2 separate regions of the Homo sapiens genome follow, and region 1 is linked to region 2. Evidence: read pairs that join two places in POLR2A ChIA-PET (ENCODE). Cell type or tissue: K562. All regions are shown on one strand. Links, peaks and the distances in the headings refer to the core of each region. The heading gives the core; the rest is flanking DNA.

Region 1 (11,564 bases), core at 1,148-9,147, 60 kb after region 2:
CCCTGTCTCAAAAAAACAAACAAACAAAAAAACCCAACAGAAACCAACAAATTGCCCCACAAACATTTCCCAAGAACCTAGTGAATGCCTGGTGTGCCACTAAGCAGGGGAGCTCACGGAGGCCCCACCTGCAGACGGACATGCAGCAACCAACGTGCTTGGTGGAAAGGGGGTTACCAGGGAGACGTGGAATATTTGCTTATGGATTCCATAATTGCTGATACAGGCCATGTTCTGGCCCTCAGAGAGCTTCCATGAAGGGGTTAAGAAATAATTCCAGGTAGTGATGAGTTCTAGAACCATAATGAAATGGGATCATGGTGGACTGTTGGGGGTGGGGAACCTGTTTGAAGAGAGCGCTCAGGAAGGGCTTCTCTGACGGAGGTGATTTCAGCAGCAAGAGCGGCAAGAGGCAAATAGGATGGTGAGGTTGGAGGAGGCTGGGCCTTGTAGGCCTGGTAGGCTGTGGGGAGTGCTTGGATTCTACTTTAAATCAAGGATTGGCAACCCAGTGAGCCAAATCCGGCCCACCACCTATTTTGTAAATAAAGTTTTATTGGAACATAGCCACACACATTCATTTATATGTTATGTAAGATAGAAAGAGAGAGGAAAGAAAAAAGAACATATGCTCATTGCCTGGTAGGTAAAGCCCTATTATTATTTTTTAAATAAAAACTTTCCAAACATGAAGACAAAACAGGAATTCTGATATTTAGGGTTTGGCAGAGTGTGCTTTCATACGACAGCATCTGAGTTAAGTTGTTGCAGCAGAGACTGTTTGAGACCATACATCAAGTTAAAGGCTAAAATATTTACTATTGTAGGTTTACTAGGTAAAATACGTGATGCCTAGTTAGACTTGAGTTTCAGATAAATTACAAATAATGTCTTAGTATTTAAGTATGTTTCATATTGCATGGGGCATACTTACACTACAATATTATTTATTATTGATCTGACATTCACATGTAACTGGGCATCCTGTAGTTTTATTTGCTGAATTTGGCAACCCTTACTGTCTATCCCTTTACAGAAAATGCTTGCCAGCCACTGCTCTAAGTGAATAGGAAGTTCCTGGGGAGTTTTAAATGGAGAGTTTTAAATGGGGGAGTTGTATCTGATTTTCTATTTGAAAAAGAGGACCTTGGCTGCTATTTTGAGAAATGGCTGGTGGGGGGACAATTTTCTGAGAGTAGTAATGGAGGGAGCCCCCTCCCACTGAGGGGAGACGATGGGCTTGTGGGGGCTTGAAGAGGTGAGTAAGTGGCTGGGACCACAGAAGGGTTGACTGTTAGGATCTTTCTGCTTCTATGGGATTAGAACCTTGGGGAGGCTGCCAGAGCTGAGGAATGGGGGGCAGGGGGGCTTTGTAAAGATTCAGGGGGTGAGGAGCAGGGGGAGAAAACCAGCCCAGGGACTCTGGCAAACCCTAAATACCAGAATTCCGGGTTTGTCTTGACGTTTGTAAGGTTTTTATTTAAAAGAAAAAATAAGGCTTTTCCTGCCAGGCAGTGAGCATCTTTTCCCTTTTTTTCTTTTTTCTTTTCTTTTCTTTTCTTCCTTCCTTTCCTTTTTCCTTCGTTCTGGCGTCTTTTTTCTTGTCTGTCTTATCTTTCTGGTCTGTCTTTTCCAGTCTTCCTCCACTGTTTGGAGACAGTGGTGAATACGCAACACTTGTTTCTTTTCTAATCTGTTCTTCCTTCTAAAGAGGCGGTTCAGGCTGCACATGTGACCCGTGGCCATGTTGCTCCTGCAGCCAGTGTCCCAGAACCATTTCTTGCAGCCACAGAGCTCTTCTCACCTCTTCACCGAAGTGGTCTTCTGAACAGCCACGACCAGACAAGCTCCTGAGGGCAAACCCAGCTCCCCTTCTAATCCTCCAGAGCTGCTGCATTATCCTCACTGCATAAGCTCCAGGGGCCCTGGGCGCAGCATCCTGGGGCAGCCCGAGAGTCCCCCCGAGGATGGGGCTCTGTGCTGACTTCAGCTTTGACTGCTGAGCAGGCTGGGGGGAAATGCACTGAGTGAATTCTCCCTCGTTGCAGATCCTGTTTGAGTTGCTGCATGTCCCATCGGTCCTCCTGGCCGACCAGCTGCAGATGTCCCTGTATGCCTCTGGCCTCCTGACCGGAGTGGTGGTTGATTCTGGCTATGGCCTGACCCGCGTGCAGCCTTTCCACCAGGGCCGCCCCTTGCCCGCCAGCGGCAAGACGCTGGAGTTCGCCGGCCAGGATCTCTCCGCCTATCTCCTCAAGAGTCTCTTTAAGGAAGATTGCGATAGACGCTGCCTGTTTCAGCTGGAGACAGTCGCCGTGACTCAGATGAACAAGTGCTACGTGCCGCAGAATCTGGGGGAGGCCCTGGACTTTCGTGAGAGGCAGCAGAGTGCCTTGGATGAGAGCAACACCTATCAGCTCCCAGACGGCTCCCGCGTGGAGCTGACCCCCATGCAGCGGGTGGCTCCTGAGATGTTCTTTAGCCCGCAGGTGTTCGAGCAGCCGGGGCCCAGCATCCCACGGGCCATTGTGGAATCCGTGGAGTCCTGCGAGATCTCCCTGCGCCCCCTGCTGGTCTCCCACGTGATGGCCTGCGGGGGCAACACCCTCTATCCCGGGTTCACAAAGCGCCTGTTCAGGGAGCTGATGGGGGATCACGTCTCCTCCACCAAGGCCACAGTCTGGGAGGGTTCCAATAGAAACTTTAGTGTCTGGCTAGGAGCGTCCGTGGTGGCTCACCTTTCTACCTACCAGTCTGAGTGGATGTCCCGAGAGGAGTATGGTGAGCATATGAGGATGTGACCCTACTGGCTCACTCCTGAGAATGGGCTCCTGTTAGATGGGCACGGGCGGATTAATTTTAGCAAAATGTTCTGGGTGGGGGTAGAATGAGGTGGGGTGGGGTGAGCTGGCTTTGGAATTCTAGGGGCATGAGGGTATTTTTTAGGTTCTAAGGTTTTATCTTGTTGCAAGAGTGGGACCTACCCAAGGGGGAAGACAAGATGTCATCCTTGGAAACCCTGCAGGGGACAGTTTTTCCAGGGTGGCCTATCATTGGGGTATGAGTGGCTGACTGCCATCTCCATGCCTGAGAGCCACTGATTTTTCATTGGCATTTCCCCTGGTTTGTCTCATTCTTCTTGGTTGAGTAGGTTTTAACTGGGGTAGCACTCCTGCTAGGAGTCCCAATTATTTTTGACTAGGGGATGGGGGACAGTTGACATTTCTGGTCCTACAGGCCCTTTCTGGCCAGGGAGGCATTGCTGCAGGTGAGCCTGGGATGCCCTTGCCACCCGTGGTTGGATCTTGTTTTATATCTGCAAATAAATAGCTTGTTTGGAAGCAATGCTGGCTCCTGTGATGGATGGGGGTAGGGTGCGCAGCCCCTTGGGGAGACTTAGGGAGTGTAAGTGTGAGAGAGCCAGGTGGGGGCCAGGGCGGGCTCTGAGGTGTCTGGGGCCTATGAACAGTGGCTGCCACTGAGCAGAATAGGCAAGGGTCTGGACCCCGTGTTCTTTCACTGCCACATTCTATCCATCCATCCCAGGTGTCCCAATATTCTGTTTAAAGTTTCCCTTCTTATTCGTATTTGTTTGGTATATATCTGATGCATATTCAAGTACCTAGCATGTTTTAGGAGCTGTGCTGGACCTTGGGGACTTGAGAAAGATGTACAAGGTTTCTGGTTTCAAGCTTACAGCCTCCTGTGGGATCTATTGTAGACAGTATATAAGTAAACATATTTCTGATGATGAAGAATGAAATGAATCAAATGTGACACGGTCATGTGATCTGGAGGTGGAGGGATGGCCACTTTCAATGGAGTGGACTGAGATGAGGTTGCTAGGGACCATCAGTAACTGTGTCTTCTCCTTCCACGGCACACTGTGAGGCAATGCTCCCAAGTCTCCAGCAGTTATATAGGGCCAGGTGGCTGAGTTCTGGCTCAGTTGGCATGCACCTGACCTTAAAAATACTCCTTCACAGCCTGTGGGATGGGTCAATGGGGAGGACGTGTAAGCCCTAGGGGATGGATGGCAAATGCTGCAGATGGAAGGAGCCTGAGTGCCTAGGTGGAGCAGAAACCCCTGCCCAACCCCACCAACACTAGCCTGTGGCATGAGGAATCTATGTTCAGCCACTGAGAGTGTGGGGATGTTTGTTACAGCAACTGTTTTGCTTACTCTGACTAATACAGAGAAGGGAGCCACAATATACTATTTATTTAATAAAATGTGTTTTCTGTTAAGTGCCAGAACTGGGGTTTGAACCCAGCCTGGACTCTCAACCACAGTGTTATCCAGCTGTTTCTGAAAGGGATTCTTGGCTCCTTAATGTTAAGAGCTGGAATAGAGTAACAAGTGTAGTTTGGAAGACTGAAGCTCAAGGAACCCAGATATCTCAGGGCAAGTAGAGGAATTTGGAGGGCAGAGTCCAACTCACCTTGTCTTTGAACACATGAGCCATATTCTCATGTGTTTGCTCCCACACTTGAAGCATCAGCAGTCCCCAGGGAAAAGAGTGGGGGCCTGGAATAACAATTCTTAGGTAGACCAACTCAGAACCAGCCTGGTGCAAGCCCCAGACTTGGTGTCAGATTGAGTTTCAGGCTGGCCCTATCATGAGCTGAGCTGCCTTGGGCAAGTTATTTAACCTCTTTGAGTCTATCAAGTATAAAATAGGAAGTAATAACCACCTTCTCTCAGAGATTTGGAGTTGAAGATGAACTAAGATAGGGGATGAGAACTCACTTTGAAGCTGTGACGTGCTACTGAGGTAAGAGAAATGACTTTCAAGCTTTTAAGTTGATGTCACTCGCCTATTAAACATGAGTGTTAATAACAATGGCAGCTACCATCGCTTGCCAGGCGTTGTGGTGAGAGCTTTACAAATGGAATCACATTTAATCCTCACGTGCACACTGTGAAATGAGTGACGTTTGTCTCCACTTACAAATAAGAAAACCAAAGATGAGCGATGTTAAACACTTGTTCAAGTTCACACTCAAGTTCAAGCTAATCATGATTTGTCAGAGTTAGGAATGGATTCAGCATTCCTAGAACACTAGGCTAAAAGTGGCTGAAACAGATTTATTTGTCTCAGGCAACAAGTAGACACTCCAGGTGAACAGTGTCAAATCTACATCACCAAGGTCTCTCTTTTTCTTTCCATTTCTCCACCTTCAGCATGTAGGCTTGTTGGATTGTGGTCACAAAACAGCTGTGGCAGCTCCAGGCATCACCCCCTATATTTCCTGCAGGAAAAGGAAGCATGAAGGGAGTGTCTTATCTGGGTCTGTCACTTGCTATTAGAAAGTTGTCACCTAGCAGATTTCTGTTTGGCTCATTACTTGGAGGTAGCTGAAATAGGTGACACACAGGTTTGAGTGAGCTGATTCACAGTGTCTGTTCCTTGGCAGAGGAGGGCTTTGAATCTAGGTCTGTCCATACTAAAGCCTGTGTTATCACCGATAGTGGCAGGCTGCCTTCTCAGCTTTCTGGGCCTTCTTGGTTCCCTTGGCCTGAGATGCGGATGTGTGATTTTTTCCAGGCTTGTGTGAAAGCTGCTTTCGGATAGCAGTCGAGGTGTGGGCACCCTGGGCAGAAATCTTTGCATTTGAAACCCCTATATTTGTACACACCTGAGCCTTAAAAGGCAGAAGTGGGGGAAACTTAGAAATGAGGACAAGGAAAAGGAGGGCCTGGAGAGGAGATGGGCAAGGGGCATTTTCTTTCCTTATTTAGCTCTGGGCAACTGTCATCAGAACCCTTTTCCTCATTTCATTCTGAATGTAACATTTAACCTTTCTGTTCAAGCATCAAATCTGGCTGCCTAGTGTATAATTATGAACTTTTCTTCACTTTCTCTCCCCCCTCCCCCACTCCCAAAGCTTTTAGAACTCCCTTGTTGGGTACTATCTCTCTCCTCTGACTCTCCAATTAAATTAAAAATAGCAGCTCCATGGGCCGTGTGGGGCCTTCAACCTAATGCGGAACTGCTGGCACGCCTGGCCTGGCGGGGTGGTACGTGGTGCCCAGAAGATGCCTGCTGGGCTCCAGCAAGTCCTGGCAGCTGCTCAGAGCTCGAGGAGGCTCATCCTCTGTGAGAGGTCTGGGGCTGCCTGCCAGGGGCAGCCAGGTGCAGAGGGGAGGGAGGCAGGGTCTTGGCAGCTGGGTCAGGGGCTGGGTGGGGCTGGCAGAGGGGACAAAGGGAAAGAGCCCCCAGGCAACCCATCCCCAGTTCTGAGGATACAGTCCTGCCAATTTCTGCTGCCAAGGCTGGGGCTTAGTACCCTTGCATCTGGGTGTGGGTAGGGTTTGGATGCCTGAGTTCCCCAAGATAACCCTGGCAGAAACTTTAGGTTCTGCTGATGCAGAGAACCAAGTCGACATTGACACTGAGCACCCTCCTGGCTCTAGAGGAGAAGTGTGTGGCCTCTCCCACCTCCAGGGCCCTTTCTTAGACAGATGGTAAAATGGACAAGGGCATGAGCTCTGAAGCCAGACTTCATGGACTGCAGTCCCCGCTCTGCTGCTTTCTGGCTCTGCTAACCTCCCTATGCCTTACTTTGCCTCTCTGTAAAGTGGGCCCAATAAAGATGCCTACCTCAGGGTGGCTTAGATGATTGCCATATAGTTTTAGTGAGTTAACATACATAAAACACTAAGCGAACACCAGGCACATGAAGGTTAGCTATTATTTCGTACACACCAGCCTCTATTGGCCAAATCCCTAGGCACACACCTGGCTCATTTTATATGTACTTGTTCACAGGCAGATAGATGCTAGTGATACAACATGGTTAAAACATAAAGTGCTGGCTTAGTTTCCCCGGGGAAAGGCATTGCAGGGTAATTTCTTTTCTTGTCTGAATGTTGTGGTCTGAATGTTTGTATCCCTACAAAATTCATGTTGAAACCTCATCCCCATAGTGGTGGTGGTAAAAAGGTGGGGCCTTTTCGGAAGTAAGTGATTGTCATGAGGGTTCTGTCCTCATGAATGGGACTAATTCCCCATAGAAGAGGGCCTTGTGTGCCTGGCCCTCCAGTCTTCCACAATGTGAAAGCACAGCATTCCTCCCTTCTGGAGGATGCAGCGATAAGGCACGGTCTTGGAATCAGAGAGTGGACCCTCACCAGACACCAGATCTGTGGGTGCCTTGATCTTGACCTCCAGACCTGTGAGCCAAACATTTCTAATCTTTGTAAATTATGCAGTCTGTGGTATTTTACTATGGCAGCAGGAACAGACTAAGACATGGAGTGATGGGGTAGAATCACATTCTGGACACGGAGGTATCACAGGTGTCGGAGGGTACATGGCACCAGGGAGAGGTAAACAGCCAGAGGTGTCTTCTTGTAGGAAATGATGCCTGAGGTGGCTCTTGCCAGAGGAACAGGACTTTGCAGATGCTGTTCCTTTTGTTTGGAATGCTTTTCCCCACTGCCACCCCCATGGTTGCCTTTGACACCTTGGTATGGGGGGTTAAATAGATGGAACATTTGAAGTGGCTGGGGAATGAGAGGGAGTAGGGAAGGATGAAGGTGGTTGTTGACAGGCTCAGCTCTTGAAGGACATCAGGGGTCACATCAAGGACAGACTTGTAAGCAGAATTATGACATCACTGGAGAACGCAGGGCTCTCTGGGTATAGCTCGGAGAATATAGGGGCTCAGAGAGGGATCAGACAAAGAGTGATAACATACACCATAAAATAGATATTTCACTAGACTCTAGGCTAACAATTCTATATCACCTGGGACCTTGTTCCCCTCTGATGTCTTGGGTTGGGAATTTGGCTTCAGTGATACTTGGGGTCTTGGTGAGTTTGAGGGGCTAACAGATCTTCCCTATCCTCCAGCAGTGGTTGCAATTAGTTATCAATTTTGGAGCTATTTTAGTGCCTGGGTTATGGCAGGAAAGGCAGCCCAGAGTGAAAGACTTCGGAAGAGTAATCTCAAGGTGGAAAAATGAGATGAATTCACATTGAGGGCAAGACCAGCTCTTCGTCAGTTGCGTACATCTGTGCTTGTTCCATTAGCTCTTCCGTTCAGCACTACAAGTCTTGGACAGCTCCCCTGGGCTTCTCACCTCCTCTCCCCTCTCATTCATGATTTCTGGTTCCAAGAAGCCAGTCCCTACTGAGAAAGCAGGAACCCTGGCGGAGAGGACAAACTCTGTTGTCAAAGTCAGGCAGATGCAGGCCGGAATCTCTGTTCCTCACTTATAAGCTGTGTTGCTTTGGGCAAAGCACTGCCCGTCTCTGGTTCCATGGCCTCATCTGTAAAGTGGTGATAATAATACCTAACTCATAAGGCTGATATGGGAATTAAAGCCATTTATCCATTTAGTGAAATTCAGTAAGCACTTTCTCTGTGTCCTAGGCCCTTTGCTAGGCTCTGTTAAATTGAAGCATGTTTGTAAAGTGGCTTAGCAGAGCTTGGCACATAGTAGGTGCTCAATAAAGGTAATTTTTCTCCCTGAATCACTGCAAGAAAAATCCAGGACTAAGGATGCCAGGAGACTCCACGATGATGCACGGGCCCCAGCACACATTCATGCTACTAGGAAAGGTTCCTTTTCATCCTGTCCTTTTGATTAACTTTTCCACTAACGTGTTAGGATCTTGATATACAACCATCTTAGGAATCTTCAGAGTTTTAAGAGGCCCTAAAATCAGAGTATGAGAGGTGGGTCTACTCTTCTTCTGTAATTAATACAGAGTTAATGACACTCGCCCAAATTCAGGCCATTCTCCTGATTACCTAGATCTGTGGTTGTCCCCTCTACAATTACCTCCCTCCAGGGAGAGGACATTGCTTTCACCTAGGAAGGACAACACTGATGAACTGAAGACACAGATTCATCTTGGCAAGCCTTGCTGAACACCAGGTGGGGCTGCTGGGGACATGGAGAACAGACCTGACTCCCACTCCTTAGGGTTTGATGGGAGTGGACATACCCCCAGGGAGGTGGGGGGCAGGCCAGAGCCATCTCCTCTGTAACCCTGTGCTTGTGGGGTCATGATCTTAGCCCAGCTCTTCCAGCCAGCAAATCAGTCTCCTGGAGCGACTGAGAGCCTTGCCATGTTGCTCCCACTGGAGACATTCGGCAGGGGGAAGGGGTTGGTCGTAATCCGGGTTTAATTTCTCCAGGGCCTCCATTATGAATTCCATAACTCTACCAGTCAAAACATGACTAATTCCTGGGACTGCAACCCCCACCTGGGAGTAGAAAGCTCTGTGCTGTTTTTGCTACCTTTTGTCACCACTAATAAAGGCTTGGCAGTCGGAATTTAGCTGCTGTGGGTGGTTTTCTTACCCATGTGGGCTTTCCCTTCCCCCTACGGGGTCACTGTAGAGTGAATGCTTGCTTGCCTGCTGGGCTGGTTTTCCACCAGCTTTGTAATATTCCCAGCCTGAAATGCCATGGTTTTGGGGGCAGTTTGCAGAGAAGGGGCCACGGCATTCAGGGTTAATTGGGCCTTTGATGATTTTGACAAGGGTAGGATACTGCGTGATTTATGGAGCAAAGAATGGGTTGGTTGAAAGTAAAAGAGCAAAATTGCAGGTGTGATGTTTAACCTGCTGAAGAGAACATGATTCAGGACGCATTCCCTCGCCTAGCTGGCGTGATAGTCTTTGGGAGAGTGGGCCGTGCAGACAGTGAAACTGTGCAAATTGTTGTTTCACCCCCACCGCCCATCCCCTACCCCTCACTAGCTGCAAAACCCTGAGCAGGTTACTTAGCTTTTCTGAGCCTCAGTTTCCACATCTGCAAAATGGTACAGACTGGCCATCAGCCCCAGCTGTGCAGCAGGGTTGTGTGTGGCTGTGTATTTAGCACAGGGCCTGGCCCATCAGGAGGCCATGGAGGTGGCGGAAACAATCTTCCTGTGGTCGTGTTATTTTATCAAACACCATAGTCATTGCATAGTCATTAGAGATGGTCCCTGAGGGCCTGGCTAAGGTATGAGTTTGTTGTCTCTGCAATAAGCAAAGACCAACTTGGCTTTCATCTCTCTAAAAGCAGCACCTGGTTCCAACCACCTGGCTCTCTACCTGGAGTTAATGTGGTCTCGCTCCAGGTAGGAAATGGGGGAGCCTTTGACTTGGGGAGTCAGTGGAACCATCTGTGCATGGGGAGGGAAAGGGGGTACGTGTCGAGGGCTGGCCCTGTCTTGGAAGAGAAGGGTGGGGATGGTGGAGCCGGGGCCAAGGCGATGAGGAGGTGAAACAAGGTGGATCTGCCTGGTGAGCCCTTGAGAGGGTCCGTTCAGCCAAGAGCCGCTCAGTCTGGAAGGATAAAGGCTGGAGGAGAAGCCCGAATTTCCACCCTGGCTCTGTCACTGTCTAGCTGTGTGACCTTCGGCTGATTACCTAGCGTCTCTGAGCTCCAAACCCCTCATCTCTAAAATGAGGATAATCATAGTATCTACCCTATGGCTTATAAAGCATTATCTGAGCTTACCTTAAGCAGAAAGCTTAGCGCGGGGCCTGGCACTTAGTGAATGTGCAGTGTTGGCTGCTGCTATGATTATCGTGATTGCGATCATGTTTACTCATCTTTTCAGCTGCTTTCATAGGGGGTCCTTGGCATGAACAGACACAATTGGTCTGGGGTTATCAGTTGTGGCTGGAGGCTGTGAGTTGGTGACTCTGCTGCAGGGAGCAGCATCTTGCCAGATGTAGATGGATGCTCTCATCCTGACACCCCTGAGAGCCTCATGGCACGTCTCAGAGCAGGCTCAGACCAGGCCTCTCCTTTAAGTGCTGGGTAAGAGTTTTAATGTGAAAAGCTGCCTCTCCTCCAGCTTCTGGAGGACTGGAGTCAAAAAAGAGAATGTCAGTGTCAGGTAAGGACTCCTTTAGGCTAAACTGTTGACCTGGTGGCCATGACCTTGAAAGTCAGATTCACCTTGGATAAGCAGGAGTCACAATAAATACTTTCCCTGTTGTCTCTGACTTCAGACTCTCTCCATAAACTGCCACTCTTTACCTGCTCCACAGGCCACCGTCTCTCACCTGGGTTCCCGCAAGGAGCTCTTACCAGCCTTTCCTGTCTTCAGCTTTGTCTCTACCCCCATTCCGCAGGGAACCTGTGAAAGGCCGTGTCGGGCCATTCAGCCCCTTTGCTTAAAAGCCCTCCCATCTCATGCACAGTAGAAAGCCCAAGTCCCCACTGCATCCTGTAAGGGCCTGCTCAGTCTGGCTCCTGGTCCACTCTGATCGCCTCTCCTCTCCCTCGCTCAGTCTTCAGGCCCCCCAGGAACTAGACCGGCCTCCCCACTGCTCCCTGGTCCTGCCAAGTGTGCTCTGCCCAGACCTTTCCCCTTGCTGTTCTTTCTGCCTGCAGCACCTTCCCCAGACAGCTGCTGGTGCATTTTCTTGCTTCTTCAAGTCTTTGGTCAAATGCCACTTTACTAGAGAGGACATCCCTGACTGCCCCCATTCCCATTAAAAATTAAAAGCCCCCACAGCTCCTCTCTTCCCTCTTCCTGATTTATTTGATTTTTTTTTCTAATTTGTCTCTCCATTAGAATGAAGCTCCATGAAGGCAGGAATTT
Region 2 (11,564 bases), core at 2,167-10,166:
GTAGGGCTGCCTGGTGGGGCCCGCGCAATAATGGAATGAGTGTGTGTGAGAGAGGGGGACCCCAGGCCTCTGATTCCTCGTTCGCCTTTTGGGGCCAGGCTAGGAGAAGCGGTGGGGAAGTGCTTACCTTGCCGTGGCAAGTTGATGTCTCTTGGACTGAGACCTTTGGGCCAGAGTAGCCTAGGTCTCTGGGAATTTTCATTTCATCCTGCAATGAAAGAGCCTGGCCTGCGGGTCCCCAGACACTGTGGGCTCTGGGACAGCTATGGAATTTCTGTCTTTGGATGGCTTCTATCGTGCTGAGGGATTCATTCTGTCTGGGTTTCACGTTGTTTAAAACCAGGTGGGCTGGGGAGCGGGAGTGTGTGGGGGCTGTGTTGATGCACCCCTGTGTTGGCCCCGAGCTGGCCCAACGCTCCTCTGACCTCGCTTTCAGACCGTAGAGTCAAGTGACGGGGTAGCGTGGGGGTGCTTTGGGGTGTGGTCTTTAGAAAGCCTCCCCGGAGGTGCTGGCATCCCTGGTTCCCTCTTAGTCATAATATGTGACCTCCATGGCTTTCCCATCTCAAACTCGGGGTGGAGTGGGTCCCTCAACCCTTTTCCCCACTTCTGCGGGACCCTCGGCCCCTCCCCGTGTCCCCTGCCTCCAGCCTGGAAGGAGGTTCTGACGAATTGGAGGGCTGCAGATCCCCCTGCTGGCTCCACAGCCTTTGTAAGCAGCTCATTACGTCTTCCCCATCCTATTCCTCATTAGCCGCAGGTGCTCTCCATGAGAGGGTTGCCAGGATTTCTGAGTTTTAGTGGCACCTAGGGCAGGGGAAGGCTTATGGCAAAATGTTCCTTAGTCTTTTCTCCCCCATTCCCTCCCCCTGCAGAAAAGGATGAGCGGTTGGGAGCCTTGGGGCTGACAGGTTTTGTGAGTGTGCAGTGGGGGCTTCCGCCCTCGGGAAACAGGGGTTGGCCCTCTGGAAACAGGGGTTGCGATGGAGCTCCATGCTTTACCGGCTGATGACTCAGCAGGTCTGAGCCTCAGCTTCCCATTTACTAAATGGGCTAACTGGGACAATGATTGATCTAGTGCCTTCTATCATGATAATCATTATTTTTGATAATATGTCCCAGACAAGAATAGCAAAGGTTGGAAAGCAGCTCTGTGTTGAGCTGAGCAGGGCTCGGGAAACCCCGGTGGGGGTGGGGGTGGGGGTGCTGGTGCTTTCATGGAGGCAGAAGCCTCTGGCTGGTCCCTTCCCTTGGTGGGCAGCTATGGTCCAGTTCCCGGCTGACAGTGGGGCTGGCCTTAGGTGTGACGCAAGGGGTGGGTAGAGGCCAGGGAAGCTGCTCTGTATCCTGCAGTGCACAGGCCGGCCCCTGCTGCAGACAGTCATCCTGCCTCAAATGTCAACAGTGCTCAGGTTGAGACACCCTCAAGCTCCATGCCTGGCACATAGTTGGCTCTCTATAAAGCTTGGATGAACACCAGTGGGCAAGCCAGGGGGGACTGGTCATAAAGTCAGCCTGAAAACTGGGGGTTCACTTCTTTCCAGCCCAATGTTTCTTCTTATTGCTCTGTTAGGCATGGTCAGGAATGCTACGAGGTTCTGACAGGCAGCTTCCAGTCCTGGGTACCCTTGGAGGTGGGGTTGGTGATGCTGTGACTTCAGCAGCCTAAGCTTCTGGGCACCCCCCCACAGCATCTCTCATCCTGATGCCTATTGGGTTCAGCCTCGTCCTCCTTGTGTCGCCCCCACGCTGTTGATGATCCTCCAGCCCCACTTGGCATGCCTGATGTGGCCTGAGAGCCTGGGTTTTAATAGCTGAATATTTCTTTAAAAGAAATTCCACTTGTCTTGAGGCCCGCGTTCCTCCAGCGTTGCCTGCCTGGCTCCCCGGGGGAGTTCACGCAGAAACTGATGTGTTAACAGGCTGCAGTGTCTCCCTTTCCATCTCTCCATTTAGCCTCCCTTGGAGATGGCCTGGTCGCTGGCTCTCTGTGCCCTTGCCTAGTGGCTCAAGATGGCACATGACTTGGGGCCCCCGGATCTGGGTAGGGGGGCTGTATAGACACCAGATGTTGGAATCCACCCAGGTAAAGCCACCATGATGCACAAGTCCCAGGTGCCAACTGTGCAGCGGTTGGGGGCTCCAGCCAGAGTGGAGTTGGAAGGGATGCTGCTGGAATCCAGCTTGTGGGGAGATGGTACCAACTGGAGGTGCTGGACGCTTCCTTCTTTGAGATGAGCAGGCAGCGATCACCGGGTCTGGGGCTGTGTGGAGCAGGTTGGGGCTGGCCTTCCTCCTCTGGGTCCCTGAGTGTGGTGGGCCTGAAGGAAGAGAAACATGTCAACTTGGCTGTCCAGGCCAAGTGTACTAAAGAGTAACCTCCACGTGGGCAGGGATTTTTATCTGCCTTAGTTCACTGTGGTGTCCTGGTGCCTAGGAGAGTGCCTGGCATGGAGGCCGCACTGTCCCCCACTCCTTGCCTCCAAACCACCTCTGCTTGAGCTCTACCTACAGACAGGACCCTGTGCTTTTTACACATTAACTCATCAGACACTCGCAATAACCATATGGAGTTGGTGTGATAACATACCCATTTGACAGGTGAGGAAACCGAGGCCCAGGAAAGTGAGGTAACGTGCCCAAGCCCCTCTCCATGGCAGGCTATGTAGCATCTCTTAGGTCTCAGCTCAGGGTTCCCCTCTTAAGAGGTCTGACCAGAGCCCTGGCTCCATTCCACACATGATGTCATTGTTGCTCCCTCGTAGCACGTCACCCGGCTCTCTATAAATGTCTGATTCACTCACTTATTCACGATCTGTCTCCACTCCCCGGAATGTGAGGTCTCTCAGGACAATGTCTGGCCCCTTGCAGGGCAGAGCTGACTGGTCTGACCTGACATCTGTGCTCTTACCCACCAGGCTTTCCTGCCTGCCTGGTTTGATGAGCTGTGGGTTCATTACATCTGGCATGGGCGCCATTTCCCGGGTCCTAGGATGTGAGGCAGAGGTTCCCTCGAGACCTCTCTCAACTCCCAGGGAGTTAAATCTCACCCCAGGTTTTAGAGCAGCCAACTTCCTGTGGCCTGCCCTCCTGCAGAGTAATTACTGTAATTTTCCCAGTGTCACCCTCAGCCTTTGGATGATATTGTGACCAAAATGTGAGAAGCAATGACACCCTGTGACACTCCCAGCCCTTGTAATTGAGGCTTTGAAAGCACTGCTGATGTCTCCAAAGGCATCTGGGTGCTCCACGGCTGTGATGGAGGTGGGACCTCTGAACCCTGGCTTTTTGACTTTGGCTGCTTTGCAAATGTAGTGACTAATAGATGTGATGTGTTGATTCACTCCCCTGTCTTCCCAAAATTGTGTTCACATCCCTGATCCAATCTGGAGCCTTGTAGCAGCCTCGTGAGGCTGGGACTGGTACTTTGGCCCTGACTTAATCGGCAGAGAACTTGTGCATTCCTTGAAATTGTACAGCGTATGAGTGGCAGAGCCTGGCTCAAACCCGGGTCTTCTGCTCCCATGTCACACACACTCGGTCTGGGACCTCTTCTGTGCAAATATCCCATTCAAGAGGGCCTCCTGATTATTCTACCACTATCTAAAGTTGGTTGCAGAGTAGCAATAGCAAAAGCAAAAGTCACAACCTTGGGCGCTGACAGCCTGTCAGGCACCGTCCTAATTGACTTGCCATGTGTTAATGCATTTATTCCTCCCTGAAGCCCACTGTGGTGGGGGCTGTGATTATCCCCACTTTACAGATGAGGAAACTGATGCCCAGAGAGGGTATATTTAGCCCAGGACTGGGAGCCATAATGTGATGGAGCTGGGATTGGAACCCACGTAGTCTTCAGAGACCAAGCTTTGACCATACTGCCATATAAATCATCTAGAAAGCCATAATTCCTGGAACTTACTGCATTTTTTTCTCAGGGGTGTTCATTTGTTCATTCATTCCTAAGCTATGGTTGAATGAATGAATGAATGAATCTATTATGTACTGACCATTGTTCTAGGTGCTGAGGATTCAGTCCTGGGCAAAACAGACAAAGTTTTGCCCCCGTGCAGTTCCATTCTAGTTGGGGGAGACAAGATATGCAGATGATGAATGTGGTTTCAGGTTGGGAGAACTATGGAGAACAATGAATGGAACGGGAACAGAGAGTGATGAAGAAGGTGACTTTGGCCACAGTGGTCAGGGACGGGGGAAGCAGACACCTGAGGGGGAAGCGAGACGGGTGAGCATCATGAAGAAGGGGTTCCAGGCAGAGAGCAGCGTCTGCAAAGGCCCTGCGGTGGGACTGTGGAGGCCTGCTCTGGAAACAGTGAGGAGGGCATCAGGAGGTGAGGTCAGAACGGTAAGAGTGAGGAGATGCTGGGGTTGCATCGGATGATAGGATCCGACTTCGCTGCTGGAGACAGAGCCGGGGGATGAGGCGGAGGCAGGGGGGCCAGTGTGGGGGCCGTCCCTGTGGTACAGGGGTGAGACGATGCTGGCAACTTAGCCTCAGGGTGCTTCTAAAGAGTCTCTTCTTAGATATCGCTCTCTTCCCTTTCCTCCCGGACTGACGTCTGCACATCCTTCTCTCCCGGCTAAGACCTTCCCTGCTCTCCTGGGGGTTGAGTTTGGCCTTGTCTAAGCCCGTGGCTGGGTGCATGGCTCCCGGGCACTGCTCTTTTGTGGCTGCCTTGTCCAGTGGTTATTTGGTGCGCAGTAAGCCCTTTGCTTTTTGGGTATTGACTGTAGATCAGTGCTCACCATGTTTATCCTCCATAGGTGCTTTATTATTATTTTTGGCATCTGCAGAAATACCTGCTTTATGTGTTGCCTGCTCAGTTATGTCTCATTGTTGCCTTTATTTACTTATTTCACACGAGACAATGTCCCTGCTTGGCTTCTCGGCTCAGTCTGATGCCGTGACTGCTGACACGGGAGGAATGACACTGCGTTACTCAAGCAGGTGGCAGTGTGGCTTTTCTCGAAAGCATGAGGCCCCAGCCTCCCTGGGTGTGCAGAATGGGTGCTCGTGAATCCCTCTGGTGGGACTGGGTGTCTGTGGGTTCAGTCCTGGGGGGCAGGGGTGAGCATATATGTGATGTGGGGTTTTAGAGAATCAGTCAGGGCTCCGTGTGTGTAAGCAATAGAAATTGCCTCTGGCCAACTGCAGCAGAAAAGGAATCATCAGAAGGAAACTCTTGTATCTGAAGTTGGGCCAAAAGACTGGCTGGGAAAAGGTGGGAACCCAGCTAACTCTGGTTGGGAATAGGGTGGCGGGCAGGTGGGGGTGGGTGGGTGGTGTTTCTAGCAAGATCTGCTCAAGGCCCTCTGGGGACCCCACCAGGATGGGTGGCTCCAGCCAGCTTGAGAATTTTGCAAGACTGGAAATCCATGTACCCAGAGAGAGGGGACCTAACTGGTGGGGATTTGACCTTGTGGCGAGGCCTGGCCTGGCAGTGTGCAGGGCTCATGTTCAACAGTCCTGCCAAGACTGCAGTTTGGGGAGAGGATCACTCCTGGAAAGGAATTTTGGGGTGCTGGTGTCAGAAGAAGAGAGGCTGGGCACTTGGCTGCTACAAGTACCTCCTGTACCCTAGAAGAGCCACACATGTGAGCTGTGTTTTGGTCTTTTAAGATGCTAAGGATGGAGGATATCATCAAATGGAATGTTAAAGTACAGGACCGAGTTCCTCTGAGCCAGTGAACGGGCTGGGCTCAGAGTGCAGAGGGGTTCCCAGGTCTGGGGAAGTTTTGGACACAGTGATCCGGCTGGGCCTCTAGGGCTGGGTTGCCTGGAATAGGAGGGGCGTTTGGGGAATGGAGCTCTGAGTCAGGCTCACTGCAGGGGCGAAGGCCTGGAGGCTGGGTTTGGTGGAGGTGAGGGGCAGAGTTGCTGACTCACTGCTAGGGAGTGGGGAGTGAGGCTGGAGCTGCAGGCTGAAGATGTCTTTGGACACCAGGCTGAGGAGTGTAGTCTTGGGAGGGTAATTGTGTCAGGAAGCAGAGCGGGAGGAGTGGTCCACTGCTTCATGACATCCCTCCTATGTGCCTGACACTATACTAATAGTGCTTTGTTGTAGCCTGTTTAACCTACTGATGCTGCTATTTCCCTTTTATACAGATGAAGAGACGGGGGGTCAGAGAGGTTAAGTGACTTGGACAAAGTCACATAGTGAGTCAGTCGCAAAGAAGGTCCTGCTTCTTGCTACGTCGCCCAGGCCTGGCCAATATTCTCCACTGGTCTGTGTTGCAGAATCGCCAGCTGTGAAGTCAAGCAGCTGCTGATCTGTCCTGTTGAGCGCCTTGATTCTTTTCCTTCAGCCTTCCCTTCCCCAGTATCCCTAGAGCACATTGGGCATGGCTGTGGGCCGGCAGGGGTGGCAGAGTGTAGGGAGAGGGTCTGGGGAGACTTTCTCCTTGTCACTGCAGAGCTGTTTCTCTTCTCTCCATTTCCTCTGTAAAGAGCTGGTACAAAGCTAGCAAAATCAGAGTCAGCAGAAAAATCTAATTTTCACCTTAGACACGTTTGTAGCTGGTAGATAGTAACCCACCTTCTAGACTTTCCTTCCAGACAGGGCTGAGCTGAGTCCTGCCCTGGACATTGGGGACCTGCTCTGTCACGAATTCCCTGCCTCTTGTTAGGCAAGACAGTTCTTCTCTGTAAGCCTCAGTTTGTCCACCAGTAAAAAGGGGGTGGTGGTGATCGTGGCAGGGTGTTACAAGCCCACATGCCTGCAGGGGCCCTCCAGGAGAGACAGAGGCATGAAATAAACCAGGCGCAGGGCAGAAGAGGGCATGGGAATACAAGGGGCCTGGTGGGCACGTGCTCAGCTCATAGAGTCAACCCCAGCTCGGGGCCAACCAGCTGTTGCTGTGTAGGGCTTCTTGGGCCACATCTTTGGATTATTTTCAAGAAAATCCAGAAATCTGAACTATGCTCCAAAATAATTGAAATTTTAAATGTTAGCAACTTATTTGAAATTTTTGAAAGATAGTATAGGCCAATAATAGTAGCTCCATGGCCTGAAACTGGCCTGTGGAGTCACCAGCTTGCAGTGTCTGGATTATTTGGGTCTCCTCCAGCCAGATGAGCTATGGCTACATTTAATAGGCGTATAAATAAAAATAAAATATTTGCCTTCTAGATATGTTGATTTGTATTTATTGATGAGGTCTGTGGTTTATAATTGGCATCTGAGCTCAGAGTTAATAATGGGGTAGAAGCCTCTTTGAGAAACTTTAATCAGAGATGTAGAATTGGTGTGCTTATACCTCTCTCTCCAGATTACTTCCTCCTCCTGACATCTATCTTTAATCCTTCCTGCTGCAGACTTAGCCTAGCCTAGTTTCTGTGGCAACAGAGTATGCTACCTTTTCTCTCCTCGTAGATTCAGAGAGAAGGAAGCAGGGAGGGTGGCCTTGAGATTTTCATAACTCAGACAGCAGTTCCAGGGACCTCTACTTTCTACACCTGCAAAATCAGGGGCAGGACAGGTTTATTTGAAGCCAGTGGGCAGCCCAAGAGCAAGATTTATTGTCTCTCATAAATTTTTAGAGACCTCTGGCTAAGAGCTACCGACTTTATCACATTAGCTGCTACCTTAGTCCCCAGTCTGGAGGGTGTTCGTGGATTAGTTTCTTTAGTATCCAGAGAGCAGTGAGTTTATAGGCCCTTTTAAGGGTGGGCTTGGGAAAGACCTATAGGAACCAAAGGCTTAAAAGAGGATCTAGGGGTCATACTGGCCAATGTGCTGGTCATTTCTACCATGCACAGTGCAGAGTTTGGGAAAGACCTCAGAGAGACAGTAGTGGCAGAAGAGGATCTAGAGGTCATAGTGGCCAATGAGCTGGTCATTCTCGCCATGCACAGTGAAACCAAGATGGACTGTATAGTCAGGAAAGGGAAGTGGCTCCACTGAGATTGTGGTGCTGATAGCAGTTGTCAGTCCTGGGCTCTGACCGGGAAGAATAGGGGAAGTGGGTAGGATACAGACATTGGAGTCAAATGCCTGGGTTTGGATCCTGGCTTCACCGCTGTGAGGCTGGGGGCGCGGGTAATTTACTTAACATCTCTGAGCTTCTAAGAACTCATCTGTAATGGGAAGATGACAGCAGTTACCGCCTCATAGGTTATCGTGAGGATTGAGATGATACTTGTAAAGCGTATAGAACAGGGGCGGCAAACTTTTTCTGTAAAAGACCAGATTGTAAACATTTTGGGCTTTGTGGGCCATATGGTCTCTGTCGGACGCTGCAACTCAGCTGTTGTAACTTGAAAGCAGCCATAGATAGATAATATGTAAATGATGGGCGTGGCTGTGTTCCAATAAAACTTTATTTATAGACACTGAAATTTGAATTTCAGATACTTTTCATGTGTCACAAAATAGTCTTCTTCTGATTTTTTTTTTCAACATTTAAAAATACAAAAACCATTCTTGGCTCTCGGGCCATATAAAAACAGGCAGTGAGCCGGATTTGGCCCGTGGGCCATAGTTTGCTGACTCCTAGTATAGAATAATGCCTATTATGTGTTTATTAAATGTCAGTCACTGATATTACCTTGATCTTTATCATTATTCTTTTTATCTCAGGAGGGCGGGTTGAAGACAGTCAGATATTTGGCTCAGAAAGAGGTGACTTGGTTTGGGGGAAGGAGCATATAAACCGTTACTACCAGGAAGGGAAGATGGGATTTGTCCTGCACTGTCCCAGAGGTGTGTCCTCCAGGCCCGATTGGCAGAATTGACAGGGAGGTAGATTTTTGGCTTCGAGGCCCCTAGCAGCTAGAGGTACTGAAAGTTGCTATAGACTGCCTTGGGCATAGTTGAGTGCCTGTCACTGGGGGTGTCAAGCAGAGGACAGATACTCCTGACATGCTGCAGTGGAGGGGGCGTGCTCACCGGCTGGACAAATGGACACTGAGGTGCTGGGGTCACCACCGTTTCTTGCAGCACCATCAAGGCTAATGGAAGAGGGGGTGTTTTCCTATTCTTCCACGGTCCTTTTCTTAATTCGTGAAGTATCTTGTCCTCTTCCTGCCTTCTCAAATAATCCAGTGACATGCACAGGCCACATTCTCCCCATTTGAACAGGAGAGACAGAGACAGAAAGCAGGAGAACAGGGAGGTGGTGGGAGACAGGATGCAGCGCTAACCTTCGCTGTGGACCTTGTGCAGTGCATGCGCTTCGTGTATCCCCGTGAGGCTGAGCTCTGCTGGGTGTAGTCTTCCGTGTTCACCTAGTGTTTCTAGGGGAAAAGTCCTGAATCAACACATGAGAAGTTTGCATAATGCTCAGATTATTCCCTAATGTATCGATTGCATTGGAACAAATACGCATTTTAAAAATTAGTGTTATGGCAGCATGAACTGCACTTTGGATCGGGAGTTATGAGCGGTGGGAGGGTCTTTTCTAGATAGGGACTTCCTTGTAAGGCTCACCTCACCCCAGAAGGTGGGCTGTTACTCGGCACTTCAGGGCCTGTGAAGGTTTCTGGGCTTTCGGTGAGGTTGATCCTCTCCTAAAGTCGGTTTCTCCCCCAGACCCCAGCAGCTTGTCTTTTGGGATCTCAAGGCACCATACTGGATCCCTCATAACTTCTGATCCCACCCATTATTTGGGGGAAAGCTGACACCAGGGATGTTGGGGCAGCTCCACAATTCTGACCACACAAACTCAGCAAAGATGTAGTTTATGCAGGATCATGCTGGACCGGAGAGAGGGAGCCCAATAGTGGTGGGAAGAGGTTGGGGGGCTCCCTTTTGAACGAGAGGGGAGCAGTGATGTTTAGCAGGAATTGGCCATGCATCCCTAGCTCCCAGCTCCCTGGAGCCTCTGCCATTTGACCAGTAAGTCCCACGTGCTCTGGAGCTACAGGGACCCAGAGGGGTGTTTCTGGGGCCAGACCCAGGCAGTCTAAGAACCGCTTTCTTTTGCATCAAAGCCCACCATGGGGCCTCTGTGTGGGTAATGAGGTCTTGTGAGTACCTCTTCCTTAGAGCAAAGAGGAAAGGAAAAAAAAAAGGATTGCCTGGAATTTATTAGTCTAATTACATTTTCCTAATGTGGTTGACCCTCGCTCACAGCAGCGAGCTTATCAAAGCAGCAATCATACCAGCATTATTGGAGTTTTAATAAGAGTCAATTGGTTATTGTCCTCGCTGCGTCGGACACTGTCGACGTAATCCTCCGAAGCCCCTCGAGAAGATAGGGAGTTTGCTTTCTTTGCTGGAATATTATTTACGTTAATAACAAGGATTAGAGGCTTGTTCTATGTGTTTAGGAGAAGCAGAGCTTTTCTTTGTTCGAGTAGCTCCTGGCTGCCGGCTGTGTACCTACTGGTGGCCCCTCTGAAGTCTAGAGAGCACCAGGCTGAGAGTCTGGACCCTGGGGCCATAGCTCCAGCTCCTGGCTCACCGATCGCTGTGCCTTGCTCTGTGAGCTTAGCCAAGCTGTCTCACCTCTGTGGTCCCTCCTTTGTGAAATGAGAAGACACAAGTAATAACAATTAGCGAGAATGCAGGGGAAGCCTTTCCTAGCACGCAGCAAGCATTAACAAATGCAGGCTCTTCTAAAATAGCCAAATACAGTGGTAGGTGCCGGCTTAGCTCTACCCTTATGCGTTTATTTATGATGCCATAGAGTGGAGCAGCTTTGTATCAGGATTGAGCATTTCCAGAGTGCCCGGTTCTGTCCTAGTTACTTGACACAAGCTGGGGAGCAATTTAGCCTGATGAAGAGGAGGCGGGGCTGCAAGGCTCACATTTCTGCTCTCCCCTTAGCTGTGTGACTTTGGGCGACATTCGTGACCTTTCTGTGCCCAAGCAAGGATAATCAAAGGGTCTCTCTCACAGGCCTAATGAGAGGATTAGGAGAGGCAATTCATGCAGAGTCCATAGAACAGCACTTGGCCCATGCCGAACAGATGCTGGTTATTGTGAGATTAACAGGATTTCTGAGCTTCCGTCTTCTACTTTGCGAAGGGAGGGAGAAGAGGCTGTCTGTGCAGGGCCACAGAGGGTGCACTAGAGTGACGTTTATGTAATGCCTGGCACAAGAGGGTAGCCAGAGGTGGTGGGGTGGGCATACAGGTGGGTAGACTGAGGCCAGATGGTGCAGGGGTTGGCCTGAGTTCACCTTAGCAAATTAGATGCCCACCTGTGGACATTGCTGTCATGGCCTAGAGGTAGCGCCACCTTCTGTCTCACACTTGAGGACTGCAGAGTCGGAACTAAAGCCTGGGGTCCTCTGAGGCCAAAATCTGGGCTCGTTTAGCTCCAGCAGGGGCTTGGGGGGTACTTTCTGTGACCGAGGACTCGGCAGCCTGACGAATAATCGCTTCCTGCCTTTCCCTCATTTTGCTAATGAGGAAAGCTCTTCCACCAGCTGAACAGCTAGGCGCCCTTGCCCACGCTGGGGGGTGGGGGCGGGGTGTAGGCTGCTGAGTCCCAGGGCCAGACCCAGCACCAGGCACATAGTAGGTGCTCCGTAAATATCAGCCCCACGTGGAGCTTACAGTATGTCAGAATGGAATGGGGACAGGATACTGGGGGACTGGGGGT

Evidence for each region. ChIA-PET counts read pairs that join two places held together with the same protein. Peaks named below come from ENCODE experiments on the same cell type or tissue, not always from the same donor. Only the 100,000 strongest peaks of a DNase experiment are listed, where the experiment ranks them.
Region 1: POLR2A ChIA-PET joins it to region 2 with 5 read pairs; 4 of 35 experiments call an interaction of 5 or more read pairs at or near these places.

The regions. Positions count from the first base shown.
Region 1 is chr1:17,823,719-17,835,282 of GRCh38, forward strand. ACTL8 (actin like 8) reads left to right here. Exons shown (of 3, transcript NM_030812.3): 3 at 2,049-3,345. The coding sequence ends at 2,801. Among named protein-coding and RNA genes, the nearest start is that of ACTL8, 74 kb to the left of the region's middle. RefSeq lists an enhancer at 2,310-2,899. In K562, for the core only: a CTCF peak has its summit at 2,573 (motif pointing left); DNase peaks (open chromatin) are centred at 2,573 and 8,083; H3K27me3 peaks cover 935 bases.
Region 2 is chr1:17,762,897-17,774,460 of GRCh38, forward strand. The region is part of intron 1 of ACTL8 (actin like 8); the gene reads left to right. Among named protein-coding and RNA genes, the nearest start is that of ACTL8, 13 kb to the left of the region's middle. RefSeq lists an enhancer at 5,163-5,729. In K562, for the core only: no CTCF peak of the experiment used is centred there; a DNase peak (open chromatin) is centred at 5,885; H3K27me3 peaks cover 3,549 bases.